3 separate regions of the Homo sapiens genome follow, and regions 2 and 3 are each linked to region 1. A link is a loop called in an ENCODE intact Hi-C map of the cell type or tissue named here. Cell type or tissue: endothelial cell of umbilical vein. All regions are shown on one strand. Each heading gives the region's core, and the rest is flanking DNA. Links, peaks and the distances in the headings are about the cores only.

What was found. Peaks named below come from ENCODE experiments on the same cell type or tissue, not always from the same donor. Only the 100,000 strongest peaks of a DNase experiment are listed, where the experiment ranks them.
Region 2: a loop joins it to region 1, with 9 times the contacts of the local background. A loop is called at or near these places in 13 of 110 quality-filtered maps.
Region 3: it touches region 1 in a loop (2.4-fold over the local background); 6 of 110 quality-filtered maps call a loop at or near these places.

What each region holds. Positions count from the first base shown.
Region 1 is chr3:30,931,338-30,938,866 of GRCh38, reverse strand. No RefSeq gene overlaps it. Among named protein-coding and RNA genes, the nearest start is that of GADL1, 40 kb to the right of the region's middle. In endothelial cell of umbilical vein, for the core only: no CTCF peak of the experiment used is centred there; a DNase peak (open chromatin) is centred at 4,516; H3K27me3 peaks cover 148 bases.
Region 2 is chr3:31,129,613-31,137,141 of GRCh38, reverse strand. No RefSeq gene overlaps it. Among named protein-coding and RNA genes, the nearest start is that of MIR466, 28 kb to the left of the region's middle. In endothelial cell of umbilical vein, for the core only: a CTCF peak has its summit at 4,798 (motif pointing right); a DNase peak (open chromatin) is centred at 4,791.
Region 3 is chr3:31,444,871-31,452,399 of GRCh38, reverse strand. No RefSeq gene overlaps it. Among named protein-coding and RNA genes, the nearest start is that of STT3B, 84 kb to the left of the region's middle. RefSeq lists a silencer at 3,553-3,731. In endothelial cell of umbilical vein, for the core only: a CTCF peak has its summit at 3,697 (motif pointing right); no DNase peak of the experiment used is centred there.

The DNA of each region.
Region 1 (7,529 bases), core at 1,601-6,600:
CACGGAGCTAGAGAAACAAGAAAAAAAAACAAACTCAAACCAGCAGAAGAGAAGAAACCAAGATCAGAGAAGAACTATTAATAAATGAAATTGAAAGAAATAAAGACAATACAAAAGATAAAGAAAACAAAAAGCTGGTTCTTTGAAAACAAACAAAATTGATGGACCATTAATTAGCAAGAATAACCAATAAAAGATGAGAGAAGACCCAAATAAGCTCAATTAGAAATAAAATGGGAGATATCACAATACCACAGAAATACAAATGATCATTCAGGCTTTTACGAACACGTTTATGTACAAAAACTAGAAAACCTAGAGAAGATGGATAAATTGCTGGAAATAGAGAATCTTCCTAGACTAAGGAAGAAATAGAAACTCTGAACAGACCAAAAACATGCAGCGAGATTGAAACAGTAATAAAAAAAAATTGTCAACAAAAAAATTCCAGGACCAGATGGATTCACAGTTGAATTCTATCAGACATTCAAGAAAGAATTGATACCAATACTACTGAAACTATTCCAAAAGATAGAAAAAGAGGTAATCCTCCCTAAATCATTCTATGAAGCCAGAATCACCCTAATGCCACAACCAGAAGAGAACATAACAAAAAAGAAAACTACAGACCAATATTTCTGATGAACACAGATGCAAAAATCTTCAACAAAATACTAGCTAACTGAATCCAACAGCATATCGAAAAGATAATACATCATGATCAAGTGGGTTTCATACCAGAGATGCAGATTGGCTTAACATACATAGGTCAATAAATATGATACACCACATAAACAGCATTAAAAAAAAATCTTATGATCACCTCAATAGATGCAGAAAAAAATATGTGATGGAATACATCATCCCTTTATGATTAAAACCCTCAGCAAAATGGGAATAGAAAGGACATATTTTAAGGGAATAAAAACCATCTATTATAAACCCATATCCAACATCATATGGAGCCAGAAAAAGTTGAAAGCATTCCTCCTGAGAACTCGAACAAGACAAGGATGCCCACTTTCACCACTTCTATTTAACACAGTACAGGATGTTCTAGCCAGAGCCATCAGACAAGAGAAAGAAATAAAGAGTATACAAATTGGTAAAGAGGAAGTCAAACTGTTGCTGTTCACTGAAAATATGATTGTACATCTAGAAAACTCTAAAGACTCATCCAAAAAGCTCCTAAATTTGATAAATGAATTCAGTAAAGTTTCAGGATCTAAAATCAATGTATACTAATCAGTAGCATTGCTAAACATCAACAGCAGCCAAGCTAAGAATCAAATCAAGAGCTCAACCCCTTTTACAACAGCTGAAAAAACAAAAACAGAAAAAACCTTAGGAATATACCTAACCAAAGAGGTGAAATTGAAAGAGTTTTCCCTGTAGATCTCTATGAGGAAAAATCCAAAACACTGCTGAAAGATGTCATAGACAACACAAACAAATGGAAACACATCCCACGCTCATGGATGGGTAGAACCAATATTGTAAAAATGACCATACTGCCAAAAGCAATTTATAAATTCAATGAAATTCTGATCAAAATATCATTATCATTCTTCACAGCACTAGAAAAACCAATTCTAAAATTCATACGGAACAAAAAAAAGAGCCCACATAGTCAAAGCAAGACTAAGCAAAAAGAACAAATCTGGAGGCATCACATTGACTTCAAACTACAGTATAAGGATATAGTTACCAAAACAGCATGATACTGGTGTAAAAATAGGCATGCAGGCCAATGGAACAGAATAGAAAACCCAGAAATAAAGCCAAACACTTACAGCCAACTGATCTTCAATGAAGCAAACAAAAACAAAGTGGGGGAAGGACACCCTATTCAACAAATGGTGGTGGTAATTGGCAAGCCACATGTAGAAAAAATGAAACTGGATCCTCATATCTCTCACCTTATACAAAAATCAACTCAGTATGGATTAAAGACTTCCATCTATCACCTGAAACCATAAAAATTCTAGAATATAACATCAGAAAAACTCTTCTAGACATTGGCTTAGGCAAAGACTTCATGACCAAGAACCAAAAAGCAAATGCAACAAAAACAAAGATAAATAGATGGGACTTAATTAAACTAAAAAGCTTCTGCACAGCAAAAGAAGTAATCAGCAGAGTAAACAGACAACCCACAGAGTGGGAGAAAATATTCACAAACTATGTGTCTGACAAACGATTAATATCCAGAATCTACAAGGAACTCAAATCAGCAAGAAAAAGCAAATAATCCCATCAAAAAGTGGGGTAAGGCCATTAATAGACAATTCTCAAAAGAAGATATACGAATGGCCAGAAAACATATGAAAAAAGTGCTCAACATTACCAATTATCAGGGAAAGGAAAATCAAAACCACAATGTGATACCACCTTACTCCTGCAAGAATGGCCATAATTTTTTAAAAAAATGATGTTGGCGTGGATGTGGTGAAAAGGGACTACTTTGACACTGCTTGCGGGAAGGTAAACTAGTACAACCACTGCGGAAAACAGTATGGAGATTCCTTAAAGAACTAAAAGCAGGTCTACCATTTGATCCAGCAATCCCACTACTGAGTATCTACCCAGAGGAAAAGTCATTATGTGAAAAAGACATTTGCACATGCATGTTTATAGCAACACAATTCACGGTTGCAAAAACATGAAACCAACATAAATGCCCATCAACCAACAAGTGGATTTAAAAAAAAAGTGGTATATATTTACCATGGAATACTACTCAGCCATAAAAAGGAAGGAAATAATGGCATTCACAGCAACCTGGATGGAGTGGAGACCATTATTCTAAGTAACTTAGGAATGAAAAACCAAACATCTTATGTTCACATTTATAAGTGGGAGCTAAGCTATGAAGACACAAAGGCATAAGAATGATATAATGGACTCTGGGGACTTGGGGGGAAGGGTGGGAGGGGCCGAGGGATAAAAAACTACACATTAAGTGCAGTGTACACTGCTTGGGTGATGGGTGCACGGAAATCTCAGAAATCACCCCTAAAGAACTTATTCATGTAACCAAACACCACCTGTTCCCCAAAAACTATTGAAATAACAACAACAACAACAACAAATAGTAATAATAATAAAAAGAAAGTGGTGGAGGAATTTTGGGGAGTGTTTCTTAAGTTAAATAACAAAGGTGTGAGAGCAAGTACTGAGGAAGATGGAAGAAGAAGAGATTGTAGACAGAGGTAGGAAAAAAAGGAGAGTTTAGACATGGTTTAGTCTGAAAAATGGTCCAGGAAGTGACCATGACATTGGGTTGACAGCAAATGAAAATGACGGTCAAAATGCGGAATAAGGATCTTGGAATTTTCAGGATTCGGAAATACGTGGCTTGTATGTTAGCATAACCCCCTCCTCACACATGACGGATATTATCATCCCATCCATCACGGCTCTGATGGCTTTATAATATAGCTTTATAATCCTTCTCAAACAGCATTTCATTTAGCCACTGCTAACTGGTGTCTAGTCATTCCAGAGCTTGGTTATTTCAGGCAAAAGTTAGTAAACACTAATTATTAATCTATGTCGCTGTTTGTATGAAGTGTAACATAATGGAAAGTGCCTGGGCTAGGCATCTGAAGGTTTAGGTTCTTTCTGAGTCTATTCCCAGTTATGTGACTTTGAGTAGGTGACTTAATTGATCTGCACACTTGTAAACTGAAGATAATTATACCCAGTTTCCAGCCTCACTGGAAATTTGTGAACAGACCGCTCTGATTAGCTGGGTGTGGTGGCAGATGGTTGTAGTCCTCACTACTTTGTAGGCTGAGGCAGGAGGATCCCTTGAACCCAGGAGTTAGAGGTGCAGTGAGTAAGATCAGACCACTGCACTCCAGCCTGGGTGACAAAGTGAGATCTTGTCTCTGAAAAATATAAATAAAAAATAAAACCCTGCTTTTAGAAAAAGTTGAAGATGCTATACAAAATTTATTATTAGCATCATTAGCCATGTAGAAAGCTACAAGTCGTGGCATAAAATGGACAAAATATGAAACTAATTGAAGAAGGCTATATAGACTAAAAATATACGGTTAGATTTGTTTTTGGTTTTTAAATGGTCACTTCCTGGGTATTTTTTAGTTTAAACTAGAGCATTCATTTCAAGTGACTTTAACAGCTATTAAAGGAAAACAAGAAAAGCTCAGTTATTTAAAGAATTGTTTAAGAGAAGGTTTAAGATTAGAAGAATTATACAATATTGCCACATCGTACAGAACTGGATCACTCTGGTTTTTCTTGCTTCTTATTTTTCCTACAAGTTTCCTCTCTGCTAAAGACCCCAAAAGTCCCGTCCCATTACTCGTGTGCTCATGATCAAGTGTGAATTAGACCTGTTGAATTTTACAGTTTTGCCATTCCCATGTCGACCTGCCCTCTATTTTTCCAAGGAGAAAATAAAATGTTATTATTCATGTTGCTCCTGCCATAACTCACAAATAGGAGGAACACCTCTCCTGTAAGCTGTGAAACTGTTCAAACGCCATGCTGATGCTTCCCCCTGTGGTCACAAAAGAAACTTGTTTGCTTTTTCTCCAACGTATTTGGAAAGGATGTTTTTACGGCAATGCTGTTTGAATTATTATAGCTAACCTTTTCCAGTGTACATGTCTAGAGGCATAATTGTATTCTCAAAACGAACTCCAACAACAGCTACAGAAAGATGCATCAGCTTGTTTATTCTTAAAATTAATGCTACTTTCAATCTCTTTCCCTCTCTCAAAAATGTGCTAAGTAAGCAAGACTTAGTTGAATGGCACGTTTGTTATTTACAAAAAAAACGATAACTAAAAGGGAGAGCGATAAGAAAACCGACCACAGCACCTGCTTCTCATTCCCCTTCTACTTTCATATGCATTATTTGGATAATGTGTTTAATCAGGTAGAAGAGGCCCCAATTTCTCACTGCACTAGCTATCTCTTATGACCTCTCAGATAACATTTAGTGGCATCAAGCTCTAGTACCCACTTTTGCTCCTGGAGGATCCTTATTCTTACAAATTGTGCATCATTATACTTCATGAGGGGGCAATTTTATGTTGTAAACAGTACAAACCCAGCACCTGTGGCTCAGCAGGCCACAGAGAGGGTACAGCCAGCCTAGTGGACAAAAGGATCAGGGGAAAAGCAGTTCTTCACCCTGACATGCACACACCTGGCTGCTGCAGGACAGATGCCTGTCACTTTGGGAGGCTGAGTACTGGGGTGGTAAAAGCACTGGTTTGCAAGCAAGGCAGGTGTAGTTTGTACCTCACCTCCACTGCTAATAAGCATGAACACATTATCTTCTCTGCTTTTCAGCTTCTTGAGCTTTAAAAGAGGGATAAAATTCCAGCCTCATGGGAGTGTGGAGTGTTACAGCCACTTTGGAAGCCAAGTTGGCAACACCTAGTGAAACTAGAAATATGTGTATCCTGGTCAGGCGCAGTGGCTCACACCTGTAATCCTAGCACTTTGGGAGGCCAAGGTGGGCAGATCACTTGAGGTCAGGAGTTCAAAACAAGCTTGGCCATCATGGTGAAACCCCGTCTCTACTAAAAACACAAACAATTAGCTGGGCATGGTGGTGTGCGCTTGTAATCCCAGCTACTCAGGAGTCTGAGGCAGGAGAATCGCTTGAACCCAGGAGGCAGAGGTTGCAGTGAGCTGAGATTGTGCCACAGCACTCCAGCCTGGGTAACAGAGCAAGACTCCATCTCAAAAAAAAAAAAAAAAAAAAAAAAAAAAAAAAAAAAAAAGAAAAGAAAAAAATAAAGAAATATATGTATCCTTCAAACTAGAAATCTCACTTCTGGAATCTATCCCATGGTAATAAAAGCAGCAGTGCACAGAGGTGTGTGTACATGGGTGTTCATGCAGCATGATTTCTAGTGCCTACAAAACTATCAGAGAAACAGATGAGTGGATTGGCACATATACACCATGGGATGCTGTGAATATTGTTCAGTTCTCAAGACGAATGAGTTAGAATTCTTCATGGAGACATTTTATGAGGTATGGTGGAATATGAAAAATAAAATGCAGAAAGGGGTGAATAATGTGTGTCACTTTTGTGCATTTAAAAAGCCCTTCTATATATAAATATAAATATGTATGTGTGCCTACAGATTTATGTGCATGTATGTTTATTATGAGTATGGAAAAGTAACATGGAAATATGCATGCCACGGATTACCCTGAGGGAGGAGAGAACTATGTGGTCATGAAAAACAGATAAGGGAATTAAGAAGAAAGGAGAAAGAAAGAAAAGGCCACAATAAAAGTGCTTATAATCTGTTGTGGGCTGAATGGTGTCCTCCCCAAAGTCCAAATGTTGAAGTCTTAACCCGTCAAGGGCTTCAGAATGTTATTGTATTTAGAGATAGGGCCTTTAGAGAGGTAATACGGTTAAATGAGGCCGTTGGTGTGGGCCTTAATCCAATATGACTAGTGTCTTTGTAAAAAGAGAAAATTAATATACAGATATACACAGAAGGAAGACCATGTGAAGACATCACTGGGAGAAGACAGCCATCTGCAAGCCAAGGAGAGAGAACTCAGAAGAAATCAACCCTGCCGACGTCTTGAACTTGGGCTCCCAGCCTCCAGAACTGTGAGGAAATAAATTTCTGTTGTTTAAACCACCCAGTCTGTGGTACTTTGTTATGGCAGTCCTAGCACACTGATACGTGATCACACCTATACATTTATATATAATTATGTTTATGTGTGGGTATGTATATAATTAAATATATGAAAATATTTCTGTTTCACATATGAAGTAAAAAATACTCAATACCATTATTTTTGTTATGATTACTGTCATTTTTACCATCATCACCTAGCACTGCTCAACTAATGTTTGTAATTATCATTATTTTATCCCGAAATTCTTAATTTTGATTATTGCAAGAGTTTATAGAGATTTTTCATTTTCGGGTTGAAATCTCTGCTTTAATTTTGTATTGTTATTTATTTCTAGCTTTATTGAAATGTTATCAGATAATGCTGTTATTTTTTCTGTTTTATGGAATTTATTGTGGTTTACTTGTAAGCTAACATCAGTTTTACTATATGTACTTGAGAAAGTGTGTTTTCAATTATTAGAGTCTAAAGCTTAATGAACATCTATATTACCTACATTAATGTTGTTTTTTAGGTTACCCTTACTTACGTTTTGCCCACTTAATGCTGTGTGCATTTTGTTACATATTTTTGTGGGATGTTGACCCTAGGTAGCCTGTCTTTGCTTTAAAATTTTTCTCTTTTTGGTGTTTAGGAAAAAGTTTGTATTTTTTTCCAGTATTTGCATATATGTTAACGTCTTTTATAATGTTTCCATTTTCCCTTTTCCTTACTTATGCTTCTACTATTTGATTTGTCATCTTTAAATGATATCCTTTGAGTCCCATTTATTACCTATAAGACAATCAGAAACTTACTCTACTTTCTTTTTTCTTTCACTCTCCTTCTTTCTGTCTACCAGGCAGGTCCATCTGAAAATATATGTTGCACAAATTCTT
Region 2 (7,529 bases), core at 1,747-6,746, 200 kb before region 1:
AACTTAACTGTTATTTCCTGTCTCTTGTGATGCTTGCTCTTAGGACCCGGCCATTATCCCCCTGGAGAGTATCACAGGAGAGAAATTTGCCAGCCAGATGATGGAGCCATCTTGGAGGTAGATCTTTCAGCCCTAGTTCAGCTTCCCAGCTGATATCTACTAGAGCAGAGATGAACTTCTGTACCAAGCTCTGCAAAGAGCAGATTTGTGAGCAAAACAAAGGATTGTTGTTTTGAACTACTATGTTTTGAGGTGGTTTGCATAGAAATTGATAGCTGGAATACTGCCCTTGAATATGAGCTATCTGTGTGTTTTACTCTAGCCAATAGAATGGAGGAAGTGATGTTGTGCCAGTTCAGAGCCCATATGTATACTCAAAAGGCCTTGAGAGCTTCTGTTCTCTCTTGGTACCCTACCTTTGGAGACTGTTGGAAGATGAGAGACACGTGGCCAGCTGCTCAGTGACCCAGCCAACAGCCAGCCTATCTGTAGAAATATAAGACCATTCTAGACAAATCAGCCTTCCACCAAATGACCAGAGATGCATGAGCAAGTTAGTCAAGAGCCACAAAGCCTGGCCCAGACTAGAACATCTTGAATGTTTCTCTCACTACAATCATTTTGGCCTTTATCATTAATAGGATGTTGTTGTGGATGGGCAACAGATCACACCAGCAAGTCCCTCTTTCTCCATTTTTACAACAAGTTAAGGCTAAACTCCAACCATGATGCATGTCTGTTAGGAAGTAAGTATTAGCATTGAGACACTAATAGATGACAGATAGATGACAGAATAAGAAACAAGAATGTTTTGGGGTGACAAAGTGTGGTAATAATTCAAAATCATTATTAATACAAAATTGAATTTTAAAAATGGAATATATGAACAATGGAAAGCAATATAGCACTGAAAATGAGTTAACTAAAACCACATGTTATCAATGGGAGAATCTCAAGAATATAATGGTTAGTGAAAATACAACTTGGGCGGCAGAATGAAGTATTTTCCTTTTAGGTATCTAAAGTTTTGCAACAGTTGGCCATGTAATTAGACACAGATATTTGGGTGGGCTACATGGAAAAGGGTATTGATTATCGTTTATTGGAAGTAAAAAAATGGATTTAATCAGTTTTATAAGAGCTGTCAAAAGACAAAATTACAACCACTCCCCCCAAATTAGTTTAAAGATCTAATTGGCTTTTGTTTGTGATTCTAGAATCAGGCAACACGTTATTTAATAAAATAGAATAGTATTCTGCGGGGCATGAGAGAACAGTTGGTTTTTGTAAGGTGGGAACAAGGAAACAGAACAATTTTTTAAAAAGCAGGTTGGTTAACACTGGTTTACTACAGGTTACTTTTCTTGGAAGGGTTAAAGCACAGGGAACTTATGCTGACTCAGGTAGACTTGATTGCTGTGAATCTCTTGTTTTCAGGAAACATTGGTCTGTTTGGACATTTGCTTGCTTTCTTAAAGTTTCAGTCTGATGATGTGGCATTTAGCATTAGTGACCCCATTTCAGTCTGGTCTGGTCTGCTGGGGCCTTAGTGCAGAAGCTCGGTCCAAAACAATGACCTCTCTTAATTTTGTTTAATAGAGCATTTTCAAAGTTTGGTCAAGTTTATATAAAAAATAACATTTAAGCCTAATAAGCTATCTATTACAATCAATAAGCTACTGGCATTTTAACAGACAATAATTCTTGACAACTATGGAGTATATATAAACATATCAATGAATTAGACTTTAGCTTTCATTTAGTTTTATGAAAGAGAAAAGGGAATCATACATTGCTCAGAATTGGGTTGCATAAGATTTTCATAAATGTTACTTAGTATATTCGGAATATACTTGTCCTCTAATTCCATGGACTCGGTTTCTGCTAGTAGGGCATTGTTTACTTCTACCTTAATCAATGCTTTTGGGAACTGGAGCACAATAGGGCAAAAGTGCATAATTATTCTGACACATCCTGAGATTTGCATTACAGAGGCTGCCACAAGGCTTAAAGCTTGATTAATGCTTAGTGGTGAATTTCTTCTGAAATTATGATTTTCACTCTGCCAAATAGCTCTGCAGATTTTCAAGATCTGTGATTACACCAACTGAGGGTCTTTCACTCTGGGAAATGAGTCCTATCCCCACTTGCCTTCTCCCACATCTGGTCTGTGACTATATGCCAGTGCTCTGAAAACTGATCAACAGTGTTCTTTCTTCCTTTACAGTTTTGTTTTTGCGGTGGATTAGATTATATTACTCCCTCCCTGTTAGAGGTGTATACGTCCATACTTTAACATGTGACTTTGCAGTGCTTCTTGCTGTAGGAGGGGTATACCTCCCTTGTCCCCTGACCTGGGGCTTAGATAGGTAACTTACTTTGGCCAGTGGAATACTAGCAAGCATGACATAGCTGAGGTTTGCTTGTGTGGCTGAGCTTGTTCTCTTGCTTGTCATCACCACGAGAAGAATTTGTCCCTAGTAGTCTCTGGACCAGAGGTAGAGCAGATTTGAACCCAACCCACACCTAAAGCAGAACCACCAAACTGACTTGCATACATTTGAGTAAGAAAAATAAATGCTGAAGGTAAGATTTGGGGGTTGTTAAATAGCAAAAACTGACGAATATAAGTTTCAAGTTGGGTCACTCGGAGCTATGTAATTCCGAATAGACCATGATCTGAGAAAGTTTGGTAAATCTCTTCAACAAATAACTATGGCACAGCAATTTTACAACATTAAAATAAATTGAAGACACCTTGTAGACCTAATAAGTATCCAGTTTCCTCTGTTAACACAGCTTTTAATACAGGTAAAATATAGACATGAATTTCTTCTTAGATGCTCACAGGCATTCTGTTTCTTTTCTGTTGTCGATGTGTAATTTTCAAAGAGTTAAAAGCATAATTGCCATGCAAATGTAGAACGTCTACTTGTCAGCAATTTAGTCAACCTATTAATGAGAGAACAAGTGAGATAGTAAAACTGGTTCCAAGAATATATGAGGAACAGTTATTTCTAGACACTAGCAAAAAAAAATGTTAAAATAAGATTGCTAGGCTATATAGAAAACTGGTTAATGTTCTATGGGGCAATAAACATTAACTTTTAAGGTTCTCTTTTCTAGTGGAAGATGGAAGTAAATGACAACAAGCAAAATGAGAAGAAACAAAGGCTACTGTTCACAGTTTGCTGAGCAAGGGAGTCAGCCACTATTACTTGTATTTTGGAAGAGACTCAAAGGCAGGCAGAGGAAAAATCTTATTTATAGTGGTAAAAAGGGAAGGCTTTGGGGGTACTCTGATTGAAGGCTGCTGTCATGGGGGAGCTGAAGGCAGGCTAACTAGAAATGGTGCATCCCATGTGATTGGTTGGGATGCATATTTGGCTTTCTCTGGCTAGTACTAAGTTGAAAACAGAAACAGAAATTAAAGAAACTGTCAGTTATTAATCTAGTCCTACCCATTTTGGGCCAATTGTTACAGGGGCTATTTTTTGGCTTCCTGGATGGTTACTAGAGATGGTGGTCTGATTTCCTGTAAATCAGGCTGGCTATAAGTCAGAAGTAGGCTGGCTTCCTATAGATTATGGGTTGGTTTCCGGGGATGATTTTTGCAGGCTATGGATCAGAGGTCTATTTTTATATATGGTCTGGCAACTTTCTATTTGTATATTCAATCTTTCAGTACAAAATTCTACAAATTAACATATGTGTAGTAAGTCAAAAACAGATACATTCTCCTAGAAAATTAAACAATCCTTTGTGTAGGCCTATTCAGCAAAATTCTAGTATGGCATTGAGAAAACACCCTACTTTCCCTTTACCTTATTTCCAAGTTTTTGATAATGTTTTACCACTGTATATTAGAGAAGGATAAATATAGAGGTTGTTAGAAATTCATACAATTCTGGAGAACATAGACACTAGATAAGAACTGGACAGAAGCACTGTAATTATTTCAGAATACATTTAATCCAGGAGGAAAAGGCAGTATTAGAAAGATCTATGTTGGGCAGAGTTTGAACAGCATTCTTCAATCTGCTTTACCAAGCATAAAACTTGTATTTTTAAATCTTTGTCTAATTTACTTCTTTAATTTATTTCTCAGTTGGTTCACACTTCAAGAATTGAAGAGACAGATGTTGTCTCTTTTTCTCCTCACATCTTAACACTAATTACTTCCTACAAGGTATCATTCAATAAACCAGAAAAGTAAGATCAATATCACAGATGCTCTTGACCAATGATACAAGGGAAACTGGACACATAAACCTTATCTTTTGCCCTTCTCTCCCCCATCAGAGTAGCACATGAGACAACTGTACTCAGCTTTGTAAATTATTAGCCAAATTTCTTAAAATTCTTAAATTCCTTACTGGCAGGTGGCTACAATCTACTGACGCATGTGTGTTTGAGAAATAGACATTTTTCTTTTCCAAAAATGTATAAAATAAAAATCCTTCCATGCCATCTTTTGGGTGTTTCTGGCATTATGTTATTTGTCTTTACATATATAGTTGTTAATTTTGGTAGGTGTCTAATTATGGACCACTATTTCATAAGACAATGGGACAGTATTGTTAATGGGAAACATCTTCAAAATATAATATTAACTTTAAATACAAATTTAATTAACTGGTCTCAACCATGAGGAAAAAGTCTATATTTATAATTCAAATTTTATTTAAACTCTACCTTCTCAAGTACCGTTGTTATGCAGCTTACTCATTTCTACAGTGCAATTTATAACAAAAATATCAATCACCTGGTTATCCACTAGATGTCAGTCCATCCTCACACTGAGGTAACAGGTAGACTATTCATCTGGTGACAAAAAAAAAAATCTGAGAAGTCATATACTTGCCTCCCTCCCAGTGGCATGAGGGACACCACAAGCAGGCCAACTTTCCATTCTTTTTTGTGTAATATAGGCTCAGATTGCCTTTATCATTGGCTAACTGACATTGGCAAACTGTGGTCTCAATAATCTCTTGCTTCCCTCTCATTAAACATGGCAGGCTCCAACTGAATTTGAAGGGAGTAATCAATGCTTTGTTTGGCTGTGTTAAATTCATGACGCAGAATGGAACTGAATGCCAGGATCATACGATACAAAAATAAATGTGTCTCTCAATCATGTGGTTCATTTTTAATGACCCCCAGAATGGAACATTACACACCCATTGACTGTAACCATACTGCCTGGCATGACTTTAGCTGCCAGCATCCTCAACAGCATCCTCCCAACAAAGGCTCAGGGTATATTTAGGATGCACAAAATTTATAGTATAATAGTTCATATGCTCTTAACTTCATATGAGCAAGTATTTTAATCAGGATGATCCTGGTGCAGGCTCAGAGGCATTTATGTAGTTGATAATTATGGTTTCAGAAGCTCTTTGCAGGGAACAGTTTACATTGGCAGTCTCTAAATCATATCTAGTTGAGTTAAAGCTACATTTGCCAAAGTGTCCTCTGACAGACACTGGTCCTGTAGGATGTGAATAGATTATAATAAAAGGATTCATAGAGGAGAATTCCATGGAATACTCTGGAAGAAACAGAATCAAACATGTTTCTCTGATGCAGGACTTCCCAGCACTTTTAATAGTGTCATGTGCAAATATCCAAGAAGAGGCTGTAATATGTGGGTTTTCTTTTTGATTTTAGAATAATTATTTTACAGAATATTTTGCCAAAGAAGTTAATTTTGAAAAAAGCAAAAGAGACTTCTGGACTACAAAGAGATACTTAGTCTCATGTTGCCCTTCCACCCTTTCTTACTGTTTTTCTTTCTCTTTCCTTCTGCATCATATATTGAACATATTTTATGTGTCAGGCACTATGCTGGAATAAAGTAATTTAGGTGTCATGCTGCAAAGAACAAAGGGTATTACTAGGGCATACTTTTTCTAGTAATACATAGAAATCCTTGTATCTAGGTACATTTTACATTTGGAAAGTTTCAAGGTCTGCAGCCCACCTAAAATAGGCACTGGCTATTGCCGTTGGACCCATGTTGTATCAGGGAAGGAAGTAGTTCTCTATGCAGTCAAAGGAATTCTTTCAGCTGGATTTGAAATCTTTTAGTGAGGACTTGACAAGAAAAGTGTTTAACCAACAGGAATTTAATGGGAAAAGTTTGGAGTTGTCGGCAGGACAGAGGCAAGTTTTGGAACAGAATTAAGTGATCCAAAGAGCCTGCCTTAAAAAACTACATAAGGGAGAGTATTAGAGGGAAGAAAAGGGTAAAAATGCACACACAGAGCAAAAATGAAGGCATGCCATGGGAATATGCCATGTCCAGTGGAAAGCAGGGCCCTGTGGCTGAAAGGAATATTCTTGGTTTGATACTTCTCTATTGTGAGCAGTACCAAGACACTTTGTAAAGTGCACATCGAGACCTCAATGAGGCAAATTCAGGCTGCTAAATATAGATGCGACAATGCCAAAGGCTGGGCCTCATTTCCCTTGGGAAAGGCATGTGTGGTGGGTACCATCTGCTCTCAAATCTATCAATTTGCCCTAAAGTCGTTGTCCTGGAGATTGAGAATGCCTTCATTCCCATCCATGCTTGATCATCTCTTTTAACAGATTTCTAGCATTTTCTAATAAAAATGCAGAGAAGGCTAGAGGAGAGAGTGTGTGGAGAAGTGAAGTAACATTATTTCTGTTGAGAGAAAATTTAGAAAATGGTTAGGTTATGAGAATGAGCTGCATCAAGTAGAAAAATGAAGATGTGTCCTGAATCTTCAGCTAGAAGCACTGGGCTCTGATAAATACATTTAAGACTTTAACAATCATTCATATGTAGGTTTCACTTCACCAGCTTGAAATACAATATAAAATTACTCTTTAAAAAACTTTTCTTGGGCTGGGTGCAGTGGCTCATGCCTGTAATCCAAGCACTTTGGGAGGCCAAGGCAAGTGGATCACCTGAGGTCAGGAGTTTGAGACCAATCCAGCTAACATGGCAAAACCCCATCTCTACTAAAAATACAAAAAATTAGCCAGGCATGGTGGTGTGTGCCTGTAATCCCAGCCACTCAGGAGGCTGAGGCAGGAGAATCACTTGAACCAGGGTGGCAGAAGTTGTAGTGAGCTGAGATTGCACCACTGCACTCCAGCCTGGGTGACAGAACGAGACTCCATCTCAAAAACAAACAAACAAACAAAAAAACGAAACTTTTCTTGAAATTATGATATGCAGGTATACCTCATTATATTACACTTTGCTTTATTGAGCTTCTCAGATATTGCACTTTTTACAAATTGAAGGTTTGTGGCAATTCTGCATCAAGAAAGTCAGTTTTTCCAACAGCATGTGCTCACTTCATGTTTCTGTGTCGCATTTTGGTAATTTTTATGTTACCAAAATATTTCAAGAATCATCATTATATTTGTTATGATGATCTGTGACCAGTGGTCTTTGATGTTACTATGTAATTGTTGTGGGGTGCTGTGAACCATGCCCATATAAGACAGTGAACTTAATTGATAAATATCATATGTGTTCTGAATGCTCCACT
Region 3 (7,529 bases), core at 1,658-6,657, 510 kb before region 1:
TTGCCTAATTACTCTGGCCAGTACTATCGGTACTATGTTGAATAGGGTGGTGAAAGTGGGCATCCTTGTCTTGTTCCAGTTTTTATGGGAAAGGCTTTCAACTTTTCTTCATTCAGTATGATGTTGGCTGTGGGTTTGTTGTATATGGCCTTTGTTATTTTGAGGTACATTTCTTCTATGACTACTTTGTTGAGGGTTTTTATCATGAAGGGATACTGGATTTTGTGAAATGCTTTTCCTGCATCTATTGAGATGATCATATGGATTTTGTCCTTAATTCTGTTTATGTAATGTATCACATTTATTGATTTGTGTATGTTGAACCATCTTTGTATTCCCGGTATAAAACCCAGTTGAGTGTGGTATACTGTCTTTCTGATGTGTCATTGGATTTAATTTGCTAGTTTTTTTTAATTTTTGTGCCTATGTTCATCAGGGATATTGGTCTGTAGTTTTCTGTGTTCTGTTGTGTGCTTGTCTGGTTTTGGTATCAGGGTTATACTGGCCTTGTAGAATGAGTTAGAAAGAATTCCCACCTCCTCAGTTTTTTGGAACAGTTTCAGAAGGATTGAGATTAATTCTTCTTTGTATGTTTGATAGAATTTTACTATGAATATATCTGGTCCTGGGCTTTTCTTAGTTCAGAGATTTTTTTGTTATGGATTTAATGTTCTGTGCATTATTGGACTGTTCAGGTCTTCTATTGCTTCCTGGTTCAATCTTGGGAGGTCGCATGCTTCTAGGAATTTATTAATTTCCTCTAGGTTTTCTAGTTGGTGAATGTATGGTTGTTCATAATAGTCTCTGATGATCTTTTGTATTTCTGTGGTATCATTTATCATGCCTCCTTTCTCATTTCTGATTTTATTGGGTTTTCTCTCATTTTTTCCTGGTTAGCATATCAAGTAGTTTATTGATTTTGTTTATCTTTTCAAAAAACCAACTTTTTGTTTCACTGATCCCTTGTGTGTATATATGTATTTTTGGTCTCTATTTAGTTTAGTTCTGCTCTGATTTTTCTTTTTTTCCTTCTACCAAGGGTTTGGTTTGTTCTTGTTTTCCAGTTCCTTGAGATGCATCAATAGTTTCTTTATTTGGAGTCTTTCTATTTTTTTTTTTTTTTTTGGTGTAGGCATTTATTGCTACAAACTTCCCTTTTAGCACTCTTTTGCTGTATCCTGTAGGTTTTGGCATATTGGGTTTTGATTTTTGTTTGTTTCAAGAATTTTTTTATTTACTCCTTATTTCTTTCATTCAGTCATTCAGGAGCATGTTGTTTAATTTTCATGTATTTGTATCATTTCCAGAGTTCGCTTTGCTATTGATATCTAGCTTTATTTCATTGTGGTCTGATTTCAATTTTTTGAAATTTGTTGAGACTTGTTTTGTGTTCTAACATATGGTCTAACCTGGATAATGTTTCATGTGCTGATGAGAAAAATGTGTATTATGCAGCCACTGGATGAAATGTTCTGTAAATGATTTTTAGGTCCTTCTGGTCTAATGTGCAGTTTAAATTCAATATTTCTCTGTTAATTTTCTGTCTAGATGAACTGTCTCATGCTGAGAATGGGGTGTTGAAATTCCTATCTATTGTTGTATTGGAGCCTGTCTTTTCTTTTAAATCTAATAATATTTGCTTTATATATATGGGTGCTTCAGTTTTGGGTACATATGTTTAGAATTTTTATATCTTCTTACTGAATAGATCCTTTTATCAATATATAATGAGATTCTTTGTCTCTTTTTACTGTTTTTGATTTAAAGTCTGTTTTATCTGATATAACTACTCTGCCTAATTTTGGTTTCTGTTTGCATGTAGCTTCTTTTTCCATGCCTTTACTTTCAGTCTGTACATGTTTTTACAGATGAGATGAGTTTCTTGTAGGCAGCCTATACTTGAGTCATTTTAAAAAATCCATTGAGCAAGTCTATATTTTTTTTTAAGTGGAAAGTTTAATTTGTTTACATTCAGGGCTATTACTGATATATCAGGGCTTATTCCTGTTATTTTGTTACTTGATTTCTGGTAATTATATATATTATTTTTTCCCTTTATTTCTCTGTTATTGTTTACTATTGTAGTTTGTTGGTATTCTACAGTGGTAACATTTGCTAATTTCCTCTTCCTTGTTTGCTTGCTCTATCAATGCCTTTTATATTTTTGAGTGTTTTCATGATGGTAGCTATTAATCTTTTGCTTCTGAGTATAGAACTTTCTTAAGCATTTATTGGAGGGCTGCTCTAGAGGTGATGAACTTCCTCAGCTTTTGCTTGTCTGGGAAAGACTATTTTTCCTTTATTTATGAAAGATAAATTTTCTGGACATAGTATCCTTGGCTAACAGTGTTTTTCTTTTAGTGCTTTGAATATATCATCCCATTTTCTCCTGGTCTGTAAAGTTTCTGCTGAGAAATTAGCTTTTAGTCAGATAGAGGGTTTCCTTTATAGATGATAAAATGTTTTTCTCTTGCTGACTTTAGAATTTGTACTGTCACTTTGACTTTAGACAGCCTGAATTGCAATAGGCCATGGTGAAGTACTTTTTGCATTGTATTTTCTGGGGATCATTGAGACTCCTATATCTGGATATTTAAATCTCTTCCTAGAATTGTGAAGTTTTCATTTATTACTTTGTTAAGTAGGTTTTCTAAGCCTTTCAATTTCTCTTTACCCTCAGGGATACTAACAATTAATACATTCAGTTGCTTTTTGTAGTCCCAAGTATCTCAAAGGCTTTGTTCATTTTTTAAAAAATCTTTTTTCTTTATTTTTTGCCTGACTAGATTATTTCAAAATATTTGTCTTCATGTTCTGAAATTCTCTATTCTGCTTGGCCTAGTCTATTTTTGAAACTTTCGATTGTATTTTGTTCTTGCTTTGATGACTTTTTCAGTTCCAGAATGTCTGTTTTTTTCAAAAAGATATTTATCTCTTTGATAAATTTTTCACTTATTTCCTGAATTGAGTTTTGAGCTCTTTGTATTGCTTTTCATATTTCTCTTGCATCATTGAACTTTTAAAAATAAATATTTTGAATTCTTTATCTGGCATTTTGAGGATTGCTTTTTGGTTAGGATCTATTGCTGGAGAATTATTGTGTTCCTTTGAGGATGTCATATTGCTTTTTCATGTTTCTTATGTCTTTACAGCATTTGCTTCTCTTTATTTTTGAATTTTCCTTCACTGGGGGGGCTTTTTCCTGAATATGTGACTATGATGTTGGTTGGGTTTGCTTTTGGGTGCATGGAGTAGGGAAGACTACTATAATTTCATTGGCTATAAATAGCATCAGTGGTATCTGTGGTTTCCTTGGTGTGTTAGGGTGCGGTTATTGGTGGAGGCTGTGGTGAACTTGTGCTAGGGTCTGGAATGCCAGATTGGTCTGTCTTTAGCTTTCAGTGGGGCTAAGCATGTCTATCCTTGTGTTCTGTGGCAGTGTATTCTGATACTTGTGTTGGTGGTTCCAAGCAGGCTGATTTTTGGGCTCTGGGTGCCTTTCTCAATGCTGGTTGTGGTAGTGGTGGACTGGTTGGGTGAGTAGGCTCTTGGGTTCCTGGGCAGCCACATGATGTGGGCAATGGTGGTAGCAGTAGTGGTGAGATGCTCTTCTGATTCCCAAGTGCTGTGCTTTTGTGTTGGCAGTTGCAATGGGCCATGCAGGCTGGCTTCTGGGCCATGCAGGCTGGCTTCCAGGCCACTAGGTGGTGCTTGCAGGTAGAAGCAAGCACCTGCAGATACTTGAGGTGGTAGTGATATGTTGTTTGTGTCCAGCCTCTGTCCCCCAGGATAAATGCTTAGGTGCCCCAGGTGGTGGATTGGGTTATGGAACCCCCAGGACCATGGATCCTGCACTCTGTCTCAGAGGGTGGGGTGAAGCCAAGCAGAGCCAGACCAGGCAAACTTGTGCACAGGTCCCCCAATGATGAGTGCATGGACTAGCTGTGATGAGGAGTTGGGGGTGAGGTGGGTTGATCCTTGGGCCCTGGAGAAATGCTTGGGTGAGGGGCAACCACCACTACAGTGAGGTCTTACCATGTGGTGGGGGTGGCCAGTCCCAGCAGTCTCAGCAGCCACAGCCTTGGCCAGCAGCTGGGGGACTTATGTCCTTTTCATGCCCCAGTGCTTGTGGGGCTCCCTCCCCCATCCTGGCTGTTGCAGCTGGGGGATCCCTCCCCCATCCTGGCTGTTCAGTCAGACCTGGTAGTTCATGCCTAGCCTGGAACTCAGCGCTGGGCCATGGGGGCCCTCTTCCCAGCTCATGTCCAAGTTTCTGCAGCAACTCTTGTCTTACTCAGGACAAGTGGAGGAGTTGTCCACATGTAGCACCAGCAGCTGCAGCCCACAGCACACTTGCTTCTCAGTCCCGTTTGCAAAAGCCTCCCCCACACCCCTACCTAGGCCCCATGCCCCACTCTGGAAGCAGCAGCCTGAGTTTCCCCAATGCCCGGGACTGGTGCCACTGGTTTCCAGGACTGAGCATAGTCTGTTAAAAGCAAGGATCAAGAATGGTGTTTTATTGTAGCTCCTCAGGTCCCAGAAAGAGTGTGAGACCCAAAGTGTGTTCCCTCCTTGGGGTTCCTTCCTACAGTCTCCTGGCTGCTCCCAAGTCAGAATCAGGGCTTAGAAGACTCAAAGTGTTTCTCCTATGGCTTGGATAGTACAGTTCCCAAGTGAGAAGGTAAATTGTAGGAAGACACTCACTCACCTTCCCCTGTACTGAGGGATTCACTACCAGTTCCGGGCCAATCCTAGCCACAGAAGCTGCACATTTTCCTTCTCCTTCCTAGATTTTAGTGTTTCCTATCATTTTTTTTTTCTGTCAGACTCCCACATTCCACCTTGGATAATGTGTTTAAAATGTGAATGTTGGCGGGGCACAGTGGCTCCTGCCTGTAATCCCAGCACTTTGGGAGGCAGAGATGGGCAGATCACAAAGTCAGGAGATCGAGACCATCCTGGCCAACATGGTGAAACCCCGTCTCTACTAAAAATACAAAAATTAACTGGGCGTGGTGGCAGGCGCCTGTAATCCCAGCTACTCAGGAGGCTGAGGAAGGAGAATCGCTTGAGCCCGGGAAGCGGAGGTTGCAGTAAGCTGAGATCGTGCCACTGCACTCCAGCCTGGCGACAGAGGGAGACTCCAGCTCAAAAAAAAAAAAGACTGTCTACATATTTTTTGGTAATTCTAAGTGGATGAGGCATGCTTACAATGCCTCTAGTCAGCCATCTTAAAAAACAAAACAAAACAAAACAAAAAAACACCTATACTGTTAAGATAGTCTCTTAGAGCTTATCCTAAATGTGGGCAATATTCTCAAAATTGCAATAGGTGAGAGAAGGCATATGTAGTGACCTGCATATAGCACTCCAAGCTTTGGTTATTGCTGTTTGCTCCTGATAGGGTCCAAAAGGGGCTACATTAGACAGGAAATTCAATTTTTTCTTTTTGCCTTTCACATATCTGCATTTTAATTTGAAATTTATTCCATGCTTTCTTTAGCTGGGTGAGTGTGGATTGCCATATTTCATCAAAACTAAGACACTGTCAGTTTTAAGGTCTTATTTTATTTACCATTATTTTATTTACCATTATGAAAGGAAAAAACCTGCCAATTAAACGATGACAATTATAAGACATATCACCATTTCAGAGATGTTACTATGTTATAATTCCTGGCAAGAAGGGGAGGTACAGTGTTGAAATGCAACATTTTAAGATTGCTGCCTCCCATGAAAGAGGAGGCTGTTATTTCTGGGATGAGATCAAGTTTCCCTTGAACTGTTTTTGCAGGTTATCTTCTCTACACTTGGCGTTCATGCATGGAAGAGCAAAACCTGGTTCTGTGTTAGCACATATTTTGTGTTACATTGATCTCTATCTTGCTAATTACAAAACAAAGTTTTATAGAATAAAAACCAGTGATTATAGAAACCAAATTGAGAATCAGGACTAAGGATAAAGTTTAACAAGAAAATGTAATTACAGGAAGTTAGAACACTCTCTCCTCTGTATCATTTAAAGATTAAGAGACTCAGCAAGAAGAAAAGGGAAAATTTTGTCCTATTGATTGTGGAATTAGCCAGGAAAAGTGTCTGTGAGTCCTTTATACTCTGAAATATTATTCTACACTATGGAACTTTAATAATCAGATTACACTCTTGAAGTTTAATAAATGGCACTGAAAGTTGTTTTTTCCAACTCAGGTGCGAATATAACCAAGATTGTTCTTTGTCCCTAGTAAAGAGAAGGCTAGATATTACTATTTCTATAAAACTGTAGTAGGATTTAGAAATAACATTTAATATGCTGTAGGCCATAAGGCAAAGGGTACACAATGACTGGAATTAATTTTTCTAAACTGAACTAGTAGAGTATATGTATGTGACTTTTATTCAGACAAGACATGTAAAAGAAGCCTCTCCGCTCCTAAACCTAGAGCAACTGGATTTGAAAACCAGATTTGCAACCCATGTTATTTGATGGCAGCTATAAGATTTTGGCCCCAGGGCAAGAGGTGATTTGGTTAAGGGTTATTTATTTTTTGCCTTCACAGGATACCTTGTGGTATTTTCATCCTCTTTTTCCCACACACAGTCTTCATGGCTTGAACTACTTACAACAGTGGGTTTTTTTTGTTTTTTGTTTTTTGTTTTGAGATGGAGTCTTGCTCTGTTGCCAGGCTGGAGTGCAATTGTGCGATCTCGGCTCACTGAAACCTCTGCCTCCTGGGTTCAAGTGATTCTCCTGCCTCAGCCTCCTGAGTAGCTGGGACTACAGGTGTGTGCTGCCACGCCCAACTAATTTTGGTATTTTTAGTATAGACGGGGTTTCACCATGTTGGCCAGGATGGTCTCAATCTCTTGACCTCGTGATCCACACACCTGGGCCTCCCAAAGTGCGGGATTACTGGTGTGAGCCACTGCACCTGGCCAGAACAGTGGTTCCTAACCTGGACTCCACATTAGAATTAGCAGGGGAACTTTAAAAAAATACTGAAAATATCCATGCATACATCTTATTCCAGCCCAGTGAATTCAGAATCCCTGGAGTAGGTCCCAAACATAAAGGTTTTTTTTTTTTTTTTTCTTGAGCTCCGAAGTGTTTGTAGTGAGTATCCCAAATTGGGGATCCCCTGATTTAGAGTTATAATGCTTGCTCCTGGGGTTTTGCAGATGTCAGCATGGAGACTTGGATTTAGTCCACATTAGTAACAAACCTTCCTAGAACAGGAGGCTGAAATCTTTGGATTGAAATAAGCTTTATCTTAGGGTCAGGTTTCCCAGAGGCAAGACTCTGAGATGAGAGTTTATGTGTAGGTGATTTCATTTAGAAAGTGCTCCCAGGAGAAAGCTGTAAAAGAGCAAGGAGGACAGGGAGCGGAGTGTAGTAACTGGTTTTTAAAGGTGGCTGCCTCCCATTCGTTTCCTCCATGTTTGCACAAACCACTCCACCCACCAGGGAGGGGTCTATTTCCCCTCCCATCAGAGTTGGCCTTATAACTTGCTTCGACAAACAGACATGGTAG